2 separate regions of the Homo sapiens genome follow, and region 1 is linked to region 2. A link is an interaction called in ENCODE POLR2A ChIA-PET data of the cell type or tissue named here. Cell type or tissue: GM12878. All regions are shown on one strand. Links, peaks and the distances in the headings refer to the core of each region. The heading gives the core; the rest is flanking DNA. Region 1 overlaps SLC12A8 (solute carrier family 12 member 8). Region 2 overlaps ZNF148 (zinc finger protein 148).

Region 1 (2,920 bases), core at 253-2,752, 190 kb after region 2:
CCAAAGTGCTGGGATTACAGGTGGTAGCTATTGTTTCTACAACTCTATGAGCCAGATATTGTTCTAGGTCTTTACATAAATCATCTCATTTAGTTCTCACAGTAACCTTTTGAAGGTTACTATCATTATCTGTATTTCACGGAGGGGTTAAAACACTTTCCCAAGTCAGCCAGGATTTGGCCTTAGATATTTTGGCTTCGCAATTCATGCTCCTAACCACCATGCCCTTACAAGCCTCCTGAGGAGCTTCCCCCACCCCCTACCCTGCCCCATCCCCTGTTGCTGGCATCTTTGGGCTAAAAAGCAATTTTAGATACAAACCAGAAGGATGAGATCCACTGGAGTTACTGGGAACAAAAGGCAGCATTTACAGCTTGGCTCACATTGCGTGAGCAAATTGTTCTACTGCTAGGAAAAAAAAAACAGTTTGGAAGCTTTGGATGCAGATGGTCCCATGGCATCATCCTCTGCATGTCAGAGACATCAGGTACCTGGGAAAGTGGTGCCCATATAAATGGTATCCATTGCTACATTTTTGTCATTTATTTTATTTACTTTTATTTTGCTCAGATAATTTTGACCATGAAGAGTCCTGTTGACCTGGCCAAATACTGATGAAATAACGTCACTATCACACATCACACTCTTGGTGTTTAGTAAAGAGGAAGTTTGAGTTCTGAGATGAATGCAGGAAAACATTAGTCTCTCTGTCTTTCTCTTTCTCTCTCTCTCTCTCTCTCTCTCTCTCAGAAATGATTGTATTTCCCTCACATTTCTTGGGCTTTCCACCTCATCCTAATATGGACAGAAATGTTTACCACTATGGGATGCTGGAATAACTGTTAAGCTAAGTGTAAATTTGGGGGATGCTGACAAACATGATATGTGCCTAGTTGCAAAGTGAGCTGATCTCATTGAAGAATGGGGCCTTGTTCACAAGCTCCTTTCAAATCCAGAAGTTGTATTACCCTTTTGCCTTTACACAAAATGGCTGGAACTCATGGAGCCTGCTTCCCAGAGCACCTTTTATATGATCAGCATATCACAAAGTATTTATTGAATGCTTGCAACATACTTAGCAAATGCAAGTATTTGAAGAGGTACAATCAGCATAAACAATTTTTTAAGATATTTGCATTCTTGGTGGTGGGGTGGGGAGACAAACTTACGTTCATGACATGATAATAGAATATGGAACCAGATAATTAATTGTATGGCCTTAGCAGTTAGCTTACTATTTATTCAGAAAAAGAGGTTGAGGAGAGGCCTCATGGAAAAGGAGGGACTTGAACGAATGAGGCCCTAATAGAATTTGTTCCCAGAGAATGGCAAGGGCAGGGCTACAGTGATTAGAGTGACCAGCTGGCCCTGGGGGCAGTGAAGGACAAACCTGAGGAGAGAAGAAGGCTGAGGCTGAGGAATTAGGAAAAGTGAGACTGATGTTATTTTCAACAATTTAATTTGAAATGATCTTTCAAATATTTCCCAAAAGATAAAATCATGATTCTCAGGCAAATATAAGAAAAACATGTGCCAAGGATTTCATTTCATTTTTTTAAAAAAAGATTATATAACAAATACTCATAGGAAGCCTAACCTGGAGCAGGGATTTTATTTAATTTATGAATTAATGGAGGAGCCAGTAAGATGTTAAAGAGCATCTGCAAAGGATGCTGGGTGGACAGAGGTCAGATTAGTAAATTCATAACTAGGCAGTTGAATAAATAAATGTTAGGATAAGATTGCTGGGTTAGATAGAAAATCAGTTAATGTCTTACAGGACAACAAATCCTAATCTTTTGGGTTATATGTTCCACTGGACAGAAGTTATTTGCATCTGTACTGGAAAAAAATCCATAAGGTAACATGTAACTTTATTAAATCTGGGGCATATAATGCATTTAATCAACAGCAAATAGTGAGTAAAATGAAGTACATTCACCTAGATAGTCCTTGGGTAGCCTTTGCCACATATGACGTTGAAAAAGACGTGCCACTCACTTTTTTTTTTGCTAAGTTTTAGATAATTTTAAAAATAATACTGACCTATAGAGAAATGAAGAAAAATCTGGTTTACTGCAGTGTCCTTTTAAGGCTCTGTAGATGGGACCCCCTGTGTGTTCTTGTTCTATATTTAGTTCTTGAATAACTCGGACTGAGAAATCCGGAGGCCTCTTTAGCCCAGTGTCCCATCTTCTTCCTCCCATAGTCTTTTCATCTTTGTTATCACTGACAGCCAGCTCTCAGCTTGGGTTCCTCCTTCATTCTTTAGTTGAGATGTAGACAAGTAGAAATGGGGCCTGAGGCAGGTTCACGGGTGGGAAGGGCTGGTTTAACCCTGCACTGGTCCCAGGCACTGTGCCTTGGTGCCAGTGAGTGTGTCCGATGGGGGTGCAGGGTTCTCAGCGCTGGGCGGTTCTGCCCATGGGCCCATGGCTTTCTGTCCTGCTGACTCTTCTACCTGGAATCGCATGTCAGTGTGTTGCAGGTGCCATGTATATCACCGGCTTTGCTGAATCCATCTCGGATTTGCTGGGCCTCGGGAATATCTGGGCTGTGCGAGGAATTTCAGTTGCGGTGCTTCTGGCCTTGCTGGGCATTAACCTCGCAGGTGTCAAATGGATAATCCGCCTCCAGCTGCTGTTGCTGTTCCTGCTGGCCGTGTCCACACTGGACTTTGTGGTGGGTTCTTTCACCCACCTGGACCCAGGTAAGCCTTTCAGAGTCCAGTATGTGGCCTTATGGATCTTCACTGCTTTAGAGATGTTTGTAGGTGTGAGTTTGCCCACCCCATCTCCCCCTAACCCCCATAGGCTTTACCTACAATTGGTGTGAGCTGTTCCTGGATCAGGTGAGCAGGTGTGTCTTGGAGCAGCTTCATGAGGCTAGAAGCTCCTCTTCACACAGACATCGCCTAGCA
Region 2 (2,920 bases), core at 96-2,595:
AGCCTTCCAAAGTAACTTATTTTAAAGAGGACCATACTGATTTGAATGTGTAAATAAATTTTTTAAAAACTCATTTTTCTCAGATGAAATAAATTCTGAGTATGTTTGTTAATAATTTTATTACCTTGAGCAAGATAGTTTAAGTTCACAAATGAGTTTTACAGACAGTAAGTGCTGTAGGAGTTCAGGGAATGGAGAAATGAACATTGGCTAAGGTTTGGTGAAATGATTTAAGTGAACCATACTTATATTTGAAAAGATTCCTTAGGGATCTCAGAGAGGAACTAAATGACTCCAAATTCCTCTTGCAGCCCTAAAGTGAACCTAGAGTCTGGATCTATTTTTGTCTGAATGCTTTCTGCCTGTTTCATTTTAGCTACTCCTACTGGTTTGTTCCTTTCAGATTCACATTTGTTGGTAGATGTTGAGCCCCCTGAAACAACTATGGGGTCTGTTTTCCGTCTTCGTATAGTGTAACTTTTAGTTGTTCTTTTATGAGCCTGTACCCCACAAATTACTTGGCCTTCATGAGAGAAGAGCATGAGTCAACTTGGCCCTGTTATCCTGGCATTTTCCTGCATGCTTTTCTCAAAGCTGCTTTCTGAATTACGGAATAGAATAGACAGAACTGAGGGCATGTGTCCAGTAGACACGAGCTTGTTGAATGAATGAATGAATGAATGAATGAGATATTTGAGATAATTTAGGAGATCTGAATTGTCTATATGTTTTATGTTTCTTTTTCATTTATTCATAACCTGCCTTTTTCTACAAAGGACTTAACAGGGCTGCCAAACTATATGCACTAGCAATGAATTGAAATAATTCAATAAATCTGGTTAAAGAGATGATGAAGAAAAGAAAAATCTGTTTAAAGAATATAGATCAATGTGTATCGGTGTTAGAGAACTAGGAATAAGGTAGAAGATAAGCAGATGGGGAAGGAAAGGTGGTATCTGATAGAAAGCATGATTCTGAAGGAGGGAAAAGATTACTGAAATATGACAGGCTATCTTTGGAGGAAAGCATGAGAAGATGGAGGGTAAAGAGGATTATTTGAGACGGCTGTTTTGAGGAGGAAGATGGTAAGGCTATTTGAAGGATAAGAGTCAACAGAAGTTTGGAATATAGTAGAAGTTATTAAATTATGTTGATTTATAACAAGGTTTCAGAAAATGATGGGATGAGCTTTATTTAACAGATAATGCACATTTGTTATATGCAAAAGCATATAATGCTTTGCTGTCAGGAATAAAACCTTTGGGATTTATATTGTGGTAGGGCAGCTGGACTTGTGCACAAATACCTGTACTATAATCACAAATATATCTGTGAGTCACAAATATACCAAATATTACTGAATTTAAAAGGCAGAAAATGCATTTGATTAGGAGAAAACCTGAGACAGAACTTTAAAGGCATAAAAGTGGAATTTTAGCTAGTCTTTGAAGGGATTGATAAGATTTTTTTTTTTAAGTTTTGGATTGATAGGATTTTGATTGGCAAAGATTACTGAAAGAGAGCATTCCTGCCTGAGAGATTAGCGTAAGCAAAGGCTTGGAGGTGAGAAGCCCAGGAGATGTGGGGAATGGTGAGTTAGGTTTTAATTTTTAAACTATGACCTATAGTAAGAAATACATGTCACACTTCTATCTAATATATGCATGTATGAATGTTTGTGTGTGGGTAAAACAAGAAGTTTCATAATACAGTAACTGTCCTTAACAGTGGCAGGTGCAGTTGGATGTTATCTATTTTGTTTGACTAAAAAGAAAAAAAGCTGGCCAAGGGGGAAGAAAAAAAAGCTGATTGTCACTCATTAAACTGATTTCATGACCGACAAAATAATTAATCACAATCTATAGTTTGGAACGCAGAGAGTTCATGAATAAGGTATAATACAAGGTAGGAGAGTCAGTTGGGGTTGGGTTGAAAATGGATGGCCTTGAAAGCTAAGCTAAGTAGTTTGTATTTGATATGATGTAGTGTTGTGCTTGGTAAGCAAACAGAAGCTGGGTTTTAGTCTTGGCTCTTCTGTTTACCCACTGTATGATTATGGAGAATTATTTCCTTTCTGAGTTTCCATTTTCTCATAAAATTGATAATCATACTTTCCTGGCAAGGGTTATGGTGAGGATGTGAGAATTAAAGTATGTTAACATATGATTAAAGTATGTTAGCAGAAATCATTAGTGTATAGCTGTTGAACTTTTCTGAGTAGAGAATTGAGCCAAGGACCGTATATTAGATAGCTGGCAATAGCTATACCTTACTGGGTAGATTGCGGGTAATGTGGTGGTAGAGTAAGATTGTATGTGAAAAGACCAGTTAGAAAACAAAAAGACCAGTTAGGTGGCTACTGGAGATATTAAGAAGGGCTTGAATTAGTTTGATAGCAGTAGGATTAGAATATGGAAGTGGAATGCAGTTGGAGGTAGGGAAGAGGGGAAGATGACTAGAAATATGCTATTTATTTATTTATTATTGAATGAACGAACGTGAGGCTCTTGATCTGTTGCCCAGGCTGGAATGCAGTTGTGTGAACGCAGCAGCTCACTGCAGCCTCTACCTCGTGGATTCAAGTGATCCTCTTGCCTCAGCCTTCCGAGTACCTGGGACCACAGGCATGTACCACCACGCCTGGCTAATTTTCAATTTTTTTTGTAGAGATGTGGTCTCACCATGTTGCCTGGGCTGATCTCAAACTCTTGGGCTCCAGTGATCCCCTCCCTCAGCTTCCCAAAGTGTTGGGATTACAGGTGTGAGCCACCATGCCTGGCTGACTGGAAATTTAGAGTTGTAGAAATATTCAAATGGCAGCAGCTGAAATTGGATTATATTTTTGGGTAGTTTAGTGCAGTACATTAGAGTATAATTTTAGTTTCTTTCATGTAGTAGGTGCTCAATTATTTGTTGAATG

The links. ChIA-PET counts read pairs that join two places held together with the same protein. Peaks named below come from ENCODE experiments on the same cell type or tissue, not always from the same donor. Only the 100,000 strongest peaks of a DNase experiment are listed, where the experiment ranks them.
Region 1: POLR2A ChIA-PET joins it to region 2 with 5 read pairs; 4 of 35 experiments call an interaction of 5 or more read pairs at or near these places.

Annotation. Positions count from the first base shown.
Region 1 is chr3:125,177,533-125,180,452 of GRCh38, reverse strand. It overlaps SLC12A8 (solute carrier family 12 member 8), which reads left to right. Exons shown (of 14, transcript NM_024628.6): 5 at 2,479-2,710. Among named protein-coding and RNA genes, the nearest start is that of MIR5092, 27 kb to the right of the region's middle. In GM12878, for the core only: no CTCF peak of the experiment used is centred there; no DNase peak of the experiment used is centred there; H3K27ac peaks cover 799 bases.
Region 2 is chr3:125,365,397-125,368,316 of GRCh38, reverse strand. The region is part of intron 1 of ZNF148 (zinc finger protein 148); the gene reads left to right. Among named protein-coding and RNA genes, the nearest start is that of ZNF148, 8.5 kb to the left of the region's middle. In GM12878, for the core only: no CTCF peak of the experiment used is centred there; no DNase peak of the experiment used is centred there.